Regions from separate parts of the Homo sapiens genome. Here region 2 is linked to region 1. The links are chromatin contacts, found by Hi-C or POLR2A ChIA-PET in ENCODE. All regions are on one chromosome and are shown on one strand. The core of a region is the stretch at or near the end of the contact, and the rest is flanking DNA. Distances in the headings are between cores, read along the strand shown. Region 1 overlaps ABCA5 (ATP binding cassette subfamily A member 5). Region 2 has its middle 390 kb from the start of KCNJ2.

Region 1 (5,883 bases), core at 2,191-4,690:
AGCAGACTCTTTGGGGTTTAACCTTTCTAACACTTCACCTACATTCTAGTATCATTCCTTTTTGATTCACTAATTCAAAAAAGACTTTGCCCAGTATTAAAATAATAAGCATGGCTAGGAATGATTATAAATTAGTATTAAAATAATCACTGTTAAAATCTGGTGCGTGTTATATTACATAACCTTCATTCTTTCTGGTAAAGATGTATTTATTGATGGATAAATGAGTGAGAACATGGAAAATTACCTGGAGCATGGAAAATTAATGGAAAATTACTCGAATGGAAAATGTTAGGTTTTGCAATTTTTTTTCTTTCATTAGGAAATTTCATTATGAATTCTCGTTTTGGTTTTAAAATACATTTTATATTGCTAATATATAATCCTTACACTGTGCTAATCTTGACATTTTTTATATGTGTCCAGGGAATTGTACATGTATCTCAAATATTTCTTTTTTTTTTAAAGGAACTTGGATTCAAATCATATCTTTTTGCTTTGAGTTAATTCTCATTGATCTGCAGAAATTCTAGTATTTTCAGTTTGTCTCTTAATTTTTTATTATTCTTAGAGTTGCTTGCTTATGCATGCCATATTTTCCTAAGCCTTGTGTGTGTTCCAAAATAAAACCACTTTTTTTTGAACCACTGGCCTCTGTGTGTATATATATTGGGTGGTATCTTACCCACCTTGCAGAGCTTTTTGTATCTCTTGTGCTGTGGTTCCTTCACTTATAATGTGTCTCTCTTCTCAGGGTACATAGCTGGTCTTGCAAGTTAGAGATAAGAGATCAGTTAAGGTACTAGGTTGGGAGTAAAGTAGTGTCACCATTCTCTATGACACTGAGATCTAGTGCTGTGTCTGATCCACCCTGCCATACTATTCAGTTACTAGTAATGTTTTGCTTTGTTTGATTTAAATTTCTCTCTAAAGTCACATTTGTCCTTCCCTGAATCCTGATTTTTGTTATGATGGAGGAGAAACTGCATCTATTCGGCAGACATGTTGGTATAGATTTAAATCCCGACAGGATTTAAAATCTTACTCTTGGCTCCAGGTACTTTAGAGAATGTAGAGATGTGATTATGTGTTTGAATATTTTAAGGTAGTTAAGGCAATTGACATGTCTGCCCAGAGCCTACAAAAAATTCTCTAGGGAGTGATGTTACCACACCTATACCTTTCTGAACTTAGCAGGTTATCTTGTTACCTAAAATTGTCAGATAGATTTTTATTCTTATTATTTAACCAAATTTCATGTGTTATAGGTTAACTTTTCAATGTTAATAATAGTTGTAGCAGCAGCAGCAGTGGTGGCAGCAGCAGCAGCAGCAGCTAAAATATGCGCAGTTACTATGTGTCAGGTTCTAAACTCTGTGTATATATTCAGTCATTTAATTCTCAGGATGATCACTCTACCTATAAGGCAGATATACTTATTTTACCCACTTTACAAAAGAGGGAACTTAAGGTCCAGAACATCTAGGTAACTTGCTTGAAGGACGAATAGTTTAATGTTACAACTCAACTTTAAAACCAGGCTGACTGGCTTCAGAGCCAATGTACTTACTTGCGTATTCGCTAATGAAAATAAAATATTTCTCTAAAAATAGAATTATCTTCCCAGTGTTACTAAAAGCCTCGTTTAGACTCATTTTTTATTATTTGCTTATTTTCTAACACCAGACTCAGATATCAGTGATCTTATTAGCTTTTTCACAAGCCAGAACATAATGGTGACGATGATTAATGACAGTGACTATGTATCCGTGGCTCCCCATAGTGCGGCTTTAAATGTGATGCATTCAGAAAAGGTAAGATGAATGCAGTGAATGAATATCCATTTGGGAGTTATGCAAGATTAAAACGTTTCTTCTAAAATTAATTATTTGTTGATTTGACCTTATGAGTTAGAAATTAGATTTTACTTTTGGAAATAACTAGCTGTCTTTATTTATGATATATTTCATTACTTCACAGATGACCAATATATAAAGTTACAGAAATTTAGTTTTTTAAAAAATTATATGCTTGTTTAAAATATTAAAATATCTGTACATTCCAAACCAGATTGTCTTTATCTGTCATTGAGTATTATTTCTGTGAGTTGTTGAAGCAGTTTTTCTGTATGAGAATTAGCTTTGTTGGTGAGAAAAGCTTGGTACATATCAATAATATATCCGCTTATATACAGTATGTAATAAGTGTCTTTTTTTTAATTGTAGGACTATGTTTTTGCAGCTGTTTTCAACAGTACTATGGTTTATTCTTTACCTATATTAGTGAATATCATTAGTAACTACTATCTTTATCATTTAAATGTGACTGAAACCATCCAGATCTGGAGTACCCCATTCTTTCAAGTAAGCCAATGTATATACAGATAAATTTCCATATGCATGTCATATATATAATAACCATTAAAAACTAAGCAAAAATAACAAAATATGTAGAAATTTATCTTGTGAGATCTCTTAGACTTCTTAAAACTCAAGTGAGAAACGGTTTACATTAAGGTTTAGGATTCCCCAGTAGAAGTATGTTTCAGGGTAAAGGAGATTCTGTTTTGGTATTAATATTTGTATAAGGAATAAGTGTGTTCTATATTGATCATAGAATAAAATATAAGATAATTTTTAAATGAATATTTTTTACCTAAAATCCAGGTATTGGGTATTGAAAAAAACTTGAGAAGTCACCCAGGCAACCATTTTTCCTCTAGATAGAACTGTTGGATTGTACATATCAGAATCAAGATTACAGAAAAGTATCCAACATATTTTCTCTTAATCCTTTTGATTTTCATATGCTAAAAAATAAATGGACAAATATCTGTAACAATATTTTCTATCTTCTTCTTTTCATACTTTTAAAAACAGCTTCATTGAAATATAATGCCCAATCAACCTGACCATTATTCAAAGTATACACTTCGGTGTCTTTTATTATGCTTATAGAGTTGTGCAGTCATCACTACAGTCAGTTTTAAATATGCCATCACCCCCCTCCAAAAAAAATAACCCTTATACTCATTAGTAATCACTCATTTCCTCTCATACCCACTCCCAACCCTAGGCAACCACTAATGTACTTTCTGTTTCTATGGATTTCCTTATTTTAGACATTTTATATAAATGGAATCATACAGTATGTAGTCTTTTTTGTCTGCTTTCTTGTACTTAGCATACTGCTTTGAAGATTCATCTGTTTTGTAACACGTATCAGTGCTTCATTTATTTTTACTACCAAATCATATTTCATTGTGTGGAATGTATGGAATGTTTATGTGAAATACTGCATTCTACTTATCTGTTCATCAGTTGATGGCATTTGGGTTATTTCCACCTTTTGGCTATTATGAGTAATGCTTATGAATATTTGAGTAGAAGATTTTGTATGAGCATATGTTTTTATTTCTCTTGGATATATAATTAGGAGTGGAATTGCTAGATCATCTAGTAACTCTATGTTTAACACTTGAAGAACTGCCAAACTGCTTTCCAAAATGGTTGCATCATTTTCCATTTCCAGCAGCAGTGTCTGTGGAGAGGTATCTCATATTATGAAATATTTCAAACGTACAGAAAACGAACCACCTACTATCCAAATATTTCAAATGTTAATATTGCATAATATTTGTTTTTAGTAAAACTTTTAAGACACAGGTGAAAACTCATGTTACCCCTCTCCAATCTTGTTTCCTTCTCTCCTCCGTAGGAGTAACCGCAATTCACAATTTCACAATTTGTAATTCCCATACGTGTTTTTTTGATGTTACTACATATGTCTGTATCCATAACTATTACACAAGATTTTACAACTTACAATTTTCAACAACACTGACATATAATCATACTATATTTCGAAAGAAATACATGGGAGTTTTTGAAGCTAACTATTCATATATAGTCGTATTAATATTTCAAATTTGTTTCTTCATTAGATTCTGTATGATTGGATCCAACTGTAGTCTCATTCATTTCCACTTCTTGCACTACTAGTCTACATATTTGTGGGTTCTTTCTGAGCCTCCACTGTCATATTACGAGAGTTTCAGACAAATTCTGCAATGTCATATGACCTGAACTTTGGAATTGACTTAATTGCTAAATAGGAAAACTCAGAAGGCTAGGTTTCAGCAAGACAGTGATGTACTCTGTCTCTATGTCATCCCATGGAGGGGTGTGCCAGTGCGAGGGTATCTGCTAGGCACTGCGGATTCTATTCCAGTGCAGAGTACCTTCTCTGTCCCACGGGTCTGTATTCTTATAGAACAAGGGGAGGAAACTGACCTTGGTGAGGGTGGCTGATAATATAGTATCCTTGGACTTGGGTAATCTGCATTTGAAGTGCTAGCTGTTTATTGATTGTCTGGGAAAGTTAGCTGACTGCACCTGGATCCCTGGGGAAGCTAACGACATTGGGGCCTGTGGGAGTTAATTCCTCTTCTGCTTGGGAGAAGAAGTTCTAGTTCCATAGGAAGCTGAGCTTGGATATAGCTTTTCCCAATTAAAAAGACAAGAGCAACAAATATCATTCTTAGATATTTATTATTATTTCATAGGACCACTATGGTGGACATACTAACTGCTTTTCAAATACATCATTCATTTTTATGAAATTGTGAAGCGTAATTTATATGCCTGATTATTCTGTGTTGTAGACAGGAAAATGAAAGTAAAATGATTTGCTTAGGATCAGATAGTTATTAATAAGTGGCAGAGTTGGTAATATTGTCCACAACCACCTGTTAATACATCTGCCACTCATTCTTTCATGTAGACTATGCCTGGGTTAGATATTCTAATACATTCTTTCTGAGGTTTTGATTTTTTTTTGATATAAGATATATCCTAAGATATATCTTAAGATATAAAATGATTCTCAGTTCCATTTGTTACTCTGTGGTTGTCTTTCAGGAAATTACTGATATAGTTTTTAAAATTGAGCTGTATTTTCAAGCAGCTTTGCTTGGAATCATTGTTACTGCAATGCCACCTTACTTTGCCATGGAAAATGCAGAGAATCATAAGGTAATGACTCAGTTAAAAATATATAATTTGCTAATAAGAAGTGTCATATAAAAATAACCTATTTGCTTGATTGCAAGGCTTAGTATAATTGTTATTTCAGAAATAAGTAAATGGAATATAAATACATTTATTATAGTTTCTTATTGTAATAAGTGATAATTAATATTTATTATTTGAGACTTGCTACATGCTTTAAAAATTATATTCTCTAATTCTCACAACATTGTGAGGTAAGTTTTTTGTTACTGATTTCTTATAGATCAGGAAATCAAAGATGGGATTGTTCATATGACTTGCTCAGGTTGACTCAACTTGTTTAAATTGTGGATTTGGGAAGTGACTGTGATCTTTATGTTCTTAACTGGCAAACTAACATGCCCGTCCCTTTTATCCTTTAACAGAGGTATTAAGTAGTCAAGGTGCTAAATTCTTATTAATGGAAAAAAAATAGATGAAAGTGATTGTCATCATTAGGGCCTTGGAGAAATTGCTAAGTATACAGAGGTTCTTTGGTATTCTTTCACTTTCTTTTTACGCCTTTCCCTTTTGTTTTCCTTCAGGCATATAGCGATCTTGTACAGTCTTTGGTTGTTCAAAGCCTCCCACTTTTTCACTCTGCTGAGATTATATCTTACTGCTCTAATAAAAATTCTGATCTTCTTCATGGATGATCTTAATTCAGTAAAAACAAATTTGTCTAAATTAATTTACAGACTGTGATGAATAATGAGCTCATTATTTTAATAAATTCTAAAAAAATAAATTGTAGGCCAGGCGTGGTGGACCACGCCTGTAATCCCAGCACTTTGGGAGGCCGAGGTGGGCGGATCACCTGAGGTTGGGAGTTCGA
Region 2 (6,679 bases), core at 1,868-4,367, 1.3 Mb before region 1:
GGTGGGGGGAGAGGGGAGGGATAGCATTAGGAGATATACCTAATGCTAAACGACGAGTTAATGGGTGCAGCACACCAACATGGCACACGTATACATATGTAACAAACCTGCACGTTGTGCACATGTACCATAAAACTTAAAGTATAATAATAATAAAATTTTAAAAAAATATTTCCTACTTGATGTTATAAAGTACTACCCAAGCTTCAAAGAAGAGATACATGACATCATCAAGCTGAATACGCATGCTGTTTTGTGTTTTGTGGCTTCCTTCATAGTACTTAGCATAATTCTGAGTATGTTACACAGTATGCTTAAGCGCTTTTTTGAGGATGAATGAATTAGATGGATTAAAAAGGAACAGTGAAAGAGTGAACCAAGAATTGAAGAGGACTCTCTACGGTAACGTCCTACAGACAAGGGACAGATTCTCAAAATCCTGGATAAATGTTTTGGGGGCAGAGATTTACTGTATAAGAAACTGAGATGACCACATTTAAAACTGAGAGGGTTTTTCAAGATATAGGAAATACATTTCAGTTCAATTACAATCAGACAAAGTAAAATGTTCAAAGCATTCTTCTCTTTAATTCCCCTGATGTCTTAAAATTACTTTCTTCTTACATTTTCCATAAATTATTATTAAATCTATCATACATGGTAAACTGGATTATAAAGAGATGTTTTCTCCTTATATAAGTGACGGTCTTCACAAACAGAAAAATAAACTATGCCATAGATGTCATAACAGGTCTGTGCTCTTATCAATTCGACACTGCTTAGAACTGATAAAAATAGAAAACTAAAACACAATGGCTTAAATAGATTAGAAGTTTATTTTTCTCTCACATAAATTAAGTTTAGAAGTAGACAACCCAAAGCTAGCACGCAAGCACATGGTGATTGAAAACTCAGGCTCCTTGTAGCTCTTCTTTCACTGTTTCTTGTGCTTTCAAATTGGCCTCCTTATTCCAAAAGAGAGGAGCAAAATGAACTTTTCACACAAATCTACTCTCATGGAGCTTTCTGGAAGCCCTCATTCATGGGACACTCATTCATATTTCATTGGCTAAAGCCTAATCGCACGGTCACCTGCAACCTCAAGTGAGGCTAGGAAATATTTTTAAGGTAAATCACTGTCTCCTCCAACAAACTGAAGGAATGTTAATAAAAAATGTCAGTAGAAACTAGCAGGGAACGTTTGCGCCTTACGTGTTGTCTTTTTTTTTCTTTATTTGAATGTTTACGTTAATCTATCCCCTTTATTTTTTCTGGAACCTGCTGTAGAAGTGGCTCTTTTCTGGAGCATGACAGCTATTGAGGAACCTGGTTGCCAACCAACTTTGCCTCGCGTAGCCCTAGCAGTTGACTTGCTGCTCAATATGGGCCTTCGCTGTGGTGTCATTCTTCTTTCGATTATGCTATAAATCATTTATCATTTCACATAATTTAATTCACAAAATAAAAAGCACTCAAAAGTACTATAAGATTATTCCACAATTGCTTATCTTTACTAATCTCTTTCCATCTACTCTTGGTTATTCATTCATTGTCAACTCTATTTGACTCCATTTATGAATTATTTTCAATTAGTAAATATTCCTAGAAGTAAATTTAAAATATATATATTTTTCTCAATGACACAAAGAAAAAGGAAACTCTATTTGTCTTTCATTAAGTTACTTGGCCCACACACGACTGTCTACATTATACAATTTTAAGGTACAATTTGTTTAACGCTCTAGAATCACAATGGCCATCTTGGCAAATCCCTCATCCAAAGTATGTATCTCATTTGAAGACTCCCAGGCTTTTTTTCCCTAATATTTTCAAATTTGATTTACTTCCTGCTTGAAGAGGCAGAAATTTCCATTTTTGGATGCTTCATAATTGGAAGTTCTTCTTATAACAACTTGCTCTGTCACTGTTACTACTAGCCTTGCTTCCATTTATATTCTGGGCATTTGACTGAACTGAGTCATGCACTTGGATGATGTGAGATCACATAAAAAATTAGTTTCCTGAGTGAGTACTATGGTCCATAATGTCTGTACTGTTTATATATTCTCAAGTTTGAAGGTTTCATATACTGGACAGTCTTAATTTGTCCTACACTAACGTTAAACAAAACCAGAACCTTGTGGTAAAGTCTGTTGAAACAACAAAAGTACTTCATTATTTGTAAAATCTCTGGCCCAGAAATATAGTGAATGTCATAGTTAAAAGCTATGTGAGGAATTTCACTTAATAAAATATTCTTACCTCTATAATCTCAGTATTTCTTGCCTATCTACTTCATGCCATTTATTATGTGTAAATTGTCTGACCTTTGTCTGACTTTTTGAACTTAGGATGTTTCTATAATTAAAAAAATATGTCTCAAGAAAATAAAGCGATAAAACTCTTTGTGTCTCTTCTACAACCATATCATATTTGTGTCCATAATGTAACACAAATCACAAATTTGGAGACAAGTTTGTCTGTGTATTACTTGTGTACCTAGGAAAATAATTTATTTTTTTCCATGGATGTTAAGCATTGCTAAGTGAAAAATAGTCCTTCCAGAGTCTCTGGATTATGTTTTTCTATGACATAGTACCCTAGCACTTTCCCTGATGGAACTCACCCTCTTTGCAATGAACTGTAGTCACTTAAGCAATCTTCTTTAAGACTAAATACTAGAACAGATGGTCCAGACACGCATTAAGTTCAGCTGCCCATTCCATAACAACTGTACTGCTTTAAATGATTAGGGGAATTGTGGAAGCCAGGAAATGTTTATTGTTTTGGAAAGAGGGTGGACCAGGATGGGATTTCACTTTCACTTTTTCCTAGAGGAAAGTATTCATCCAACAGATTTTATGTGACATATCAGAACCACAGTCTACATTTGCCAACTGTCAAGACATCCAACGGTTAAGGCAACTGGGAAAGGTAGCAATAAAATAAATTGACTCCCAGCCAAGCAAATGCCAATTATAGTCTGTTTTAAGAGTGCTAGAAAGGATGGCAGAGAGCCAACAGCATGGTAGATGGACAGGGGCTGTTTTAAGGGCACATAACAAAGGCTATGGCCTGTGAAATTCCAAAGAGACATGATTGGCACATTGGCACATATTGTGGGGGGAGGGTGGCCAGGCTCTCCAGGCTCTCTCAAAGATGGGTCTGTGCCAATCAAACAGTTCTTTCATTTATAGTGTGAAGTCTTTATCATGGGAGTTGTGGGACTATGGGAATGGTTTACAGTAGTGCCCTTTTATCCCTGGTTTTGGTTGCCATGGTTTTAGTTACCCACAGTCAACCATGGTCTGAAAACAGGTGAGTACATCACAGTAAGATATTTTGAGAGAAAGAGAGACCACATTCACACAACTTCTATTACAAAATATTGTCATAATTTTTCTATTATTAGTGATTGTTGTTAATCTGTTACTGTGTCCAATTTATACTTAAATTTAGTCATAGGTGTGTATGTATAGAAAAAAAAACAGGGTATATATAGGGTTCAGTACCCACGGCTTCAGGATCCACTGGGGATCTTGGAACATATCCCCCATGGATAAGGGACAACTACTGTATTCTAGGTGTTAGCATGCTTTTAATTAGGAGAATCACAATATACTGATCACTAGCTTGGCTTTGTCAATGGGCAATCAAAACCACATTTGAAGAAGACAATGGGAAAAAAGTGTTCTCTGGTGTGGCTAACTTTCTGGTTCAGAATAAAATGAAGCTACTGCAAACTTCAAAAGGCAACCTGTATCTGGTTACCTTTAGGTAGGCACAAATAATTGTATTGCATTAAAAAGTAAAGATGCAATGGTTCTTACATGATGTCTGAAGGCTTTTGTTTGTTAAAGAGATCATAAGGGTATTTGAATAGCATTTTGGGATTCGGTGGTTCATATTGACTGACGTGTTTTCCTAAATGTAATCCATCAAACTATTGTACTTCATTGAAGAACAAAATCTATTTAATTGGGGGAGATGTTGCAGGGTGTGCATGATAGGTAAAGGATGCCACATTTACAAATAATAAATAAGAACATTCTTTAAGTTGCTTTGCAGGTGAATTTTTATATGGTCTCTATTAGCAAAATTTAAAAATGCAAGGTTAGCACTAAAGTAGAATTCCAACCATGTAAAGCAGAAATGCACTTTATCAAGTACTTCATACATTCAAGTGGAATATCTTAGTAAGTCTTCCCCTGGAAAAAAAGGGAATTTTACTTTCTGAAATATATGCATGCATTCCTGAAAAGCTGCATATAGAATCATTTTTATAGATTAAATACATTATGAAAGTTCGTTACTTACAGGTACATTATAATGATTTGAGGAGAGCTGATATCTCATTCATTGAATCTACTTAAATAAAGCACATTTTTGTGAGGCATATATTTTAGGTTTTATTTCTTTGGTTCAACCAAGATATTCATGCCAATACATAGATAAAATTAGTAAGTGAGAGGACTACTTAGAGGACTTTACATCAACATTATTTTATTAGGTAAGTACAAAGTTAATTATTAATTAATTTTGCCACCCAAAGCATAGATTAAAGATACATAATTTTTCACAAGGTAATAAGACCAAGGCAAGCAATTACGGCAAATGCACCTGAGACAATCTTGCTTGCTCAAGGCATTTTGTACAAAGGAAATAAATGTTCTTTCAATGCTTTGAAATATTGTCAGAATGACGTAGTTGTACAACAAAACATCAGACATGCAGGCAGTGGAGCTCTCAGATGTGCTAAGGATGACATAGAATAGACCAGAAGATCTCATCCTTGGCTACTCATTGTAACTACTTGGGGAGACTTAAATAATACTGATATCTGGTGGTCATGCCTAGAGATCCTGACTTAATTGGTCTTAGGCATGTCAAGGGCATGGCAATTTTGAAAGCTCCCTTGGTGATGCAAATGTGCCGCCACAGCAGAGGATCTCTGGTTTAGATTGATCTAGCAATTCTTACATTTCACTATGTGTAAGAGTCTCTTACATGCTTGTTAAAAAGTGCGTCTAGGCCGGGCATGGTAGCTCATGCCTGTGATCCCAGCACTTTGGGAGGCCGAGGTGAGCAGATCACCTGAGGTCAGGAGTTCCAGGCCAGCCTGGCCAGCATGGCAGAACCCTATCTCTACTAAAATAAAAATACAAACATTAGCCGGGCTTGGTGGCGGGTGCCTGTAATCCCAGCTACGCGGGAGGCTGAGGCACGAGAATCGCTTGAACCCAGGAGGCAGAAGTTACAGTGAACTGAGATCATGCCATTGCACTCAACCTGGGTGACACAGCAAGACTCCATCTCGAAAAAAAAAAAAAAAAAAAGTATGCCTAATCAGCTACCCAGGGGATTTCCGTTCAGGTGGTCCTTGAGCCATAGTCTAGGAAAAACAAAACAAAAACCTCCTGTCTTGTTTTACCTTATTTTTTAAGTCCTGGGCTTCTCACTTGGTGATGCCAACCTAAGCTATGTGAAAGTTCACTCAGAGTGCATAATTCTCAATTTTGGCAGTTCCCATCATTCATGGAAACAAAAACTTTCACAAAAGCTTCTGTACCATTGTGTTGCCACATGCAATGCCAAGGGCAATTCCAGATTCCCATAAGTTAGGCAAGTCTCCAGCCACCACCCCCCCATCAAAAAAAAGGCCAAAATAATGAAGTCGATTACACTCAGAAATAAACTACTAAATTCATGAAAGATCTTTTCTTTTTTAAATTATTTTTACTTTAAAATTTTATTTTAAAAATGTGTTAAGTCCATGACTCAACAATTCCACTCTCAGATGTTTATCCTAGAAGAATAAAAACATGTGTCTCCCAAAAAAACTTGTTCAAGAATTTTTCTAGCATTTTTATTTATAATTACCAAATATCAGAAAAAAAAACTAAATGTTTATCAACAAGTGAATGGAGAAATAAATTGTGGTATATGTATACAATGGAAGACTACTAAGTTGAAAAATAAAAATTAAAAAACATACAAGCAACTGATAGGCAAATAACACAAACTAATTCTCAAAGACATTATTTTGAATGAGGGAAGTATGAGACAAAAGAGAACATACTACATGAATCAATTTATATGAAGTTCTAAAATAGATAAAATTCATCCATGGTGATAGAGTACAAGAGGATTGACCAAATGTAGTGAGAGGAAAGGTTATGAGAAGATGGAAACATTTTATGTTTTGATTGGGGTGGTGGTAACACCCCACAACACATGTGTTATGGAAATGTGCTCAAAAACTACAATAACTAATATGTTGCCCTTAAAAACACATAGTACCTTTCTAAAGACATTTCTAATGACTTTTCAAAAGAAATGCATGTAAGGCCAGATTGAAATTCAAATGCTTCCTCTGTCAATCCCTTTTTAAAGGCAGTATTATAGCTAAATCATTACATTAAAAAAACTTTTAAAGAGGCTTTTCAGTTCAGGGAAGAGCATAGAATATTAGCCTAACATATGAATCAGCTGTTCCAATTCTTTTATTTTAGAGATGAGGGAACTCAAGCCTGCAATAATATATTCGGCATCACCCTGGAAGTTGCTGGTGTTGCTTTTCGCACTCAGCTTTTGTGACAATATATCTACTACTCTTTCTAATGCACATTCTAGTCTAGTTTACATTAATAATTAGGAATACTTAGCTAATACCTAATAT

Evidence for each region. Hi-C counts contacts between places; a loop is a spot of excess contacts on that map. ChIA-PET counts read pairs that join two places held with the same protein, here RNA polymerase II (POLR2A).
Region 2: a loop to region 1 is called in a map of endothelial cell of umbilical vein, with 7 times the contacts of the local background. The contact joins two enhancer-like sites. A Hi-C loop is called at or near these places in 1 of 168 maps with a recorded cell type or tissue (endothelial cell of umbilical vein). POLR2A ChIA-PET finds 5 or more read pairs at or near these places in 1 of 52 experiments (OCI-LY7).

Annotation. Positions count from the first base shown.
Region 1 is chr17:69,267,093-69,272,975 of GRCh38, reverse strand. ABCA5 (ATP binding cassette subfamily A member 5) reads left to right here. Exons shown (of 39, transcript NM_172232.4): 21 at 1,687-1,814; 22 at 2,226-2,363; 23 at 4,920-5,033. Among named protein-coding and RNA genes, the nearest start is that of PRO1804, 35 kb to the right of the region's middle. Within about 2 kb of position 3,440, at least 5 of the 41 ENCODE cell types and tissues checked have a DNase peak (open chromatin) inside an H3K27ac peak, as active enhancers do; they include endothelial cell of umbilical vein, where a contact is called at or near this core.
Region 2 is chr17:70,559,774-70,566,452 of GRCh38, reverse strand. No RefSeq gene overlaps it. Among named protein-coding and RNA genes, the nearest start is that of KCNJ2, 390 kb to the right of the region's middle. Within about 2 kb of position 3,117, at least 2 of the 41 ENCODE cell types and tissues checked have a DNase peak (open chromatin) inside an H3K27ac peak, as active enhancers do; they include endothelial cell of umbilical vein, where a contact is called at or near this core.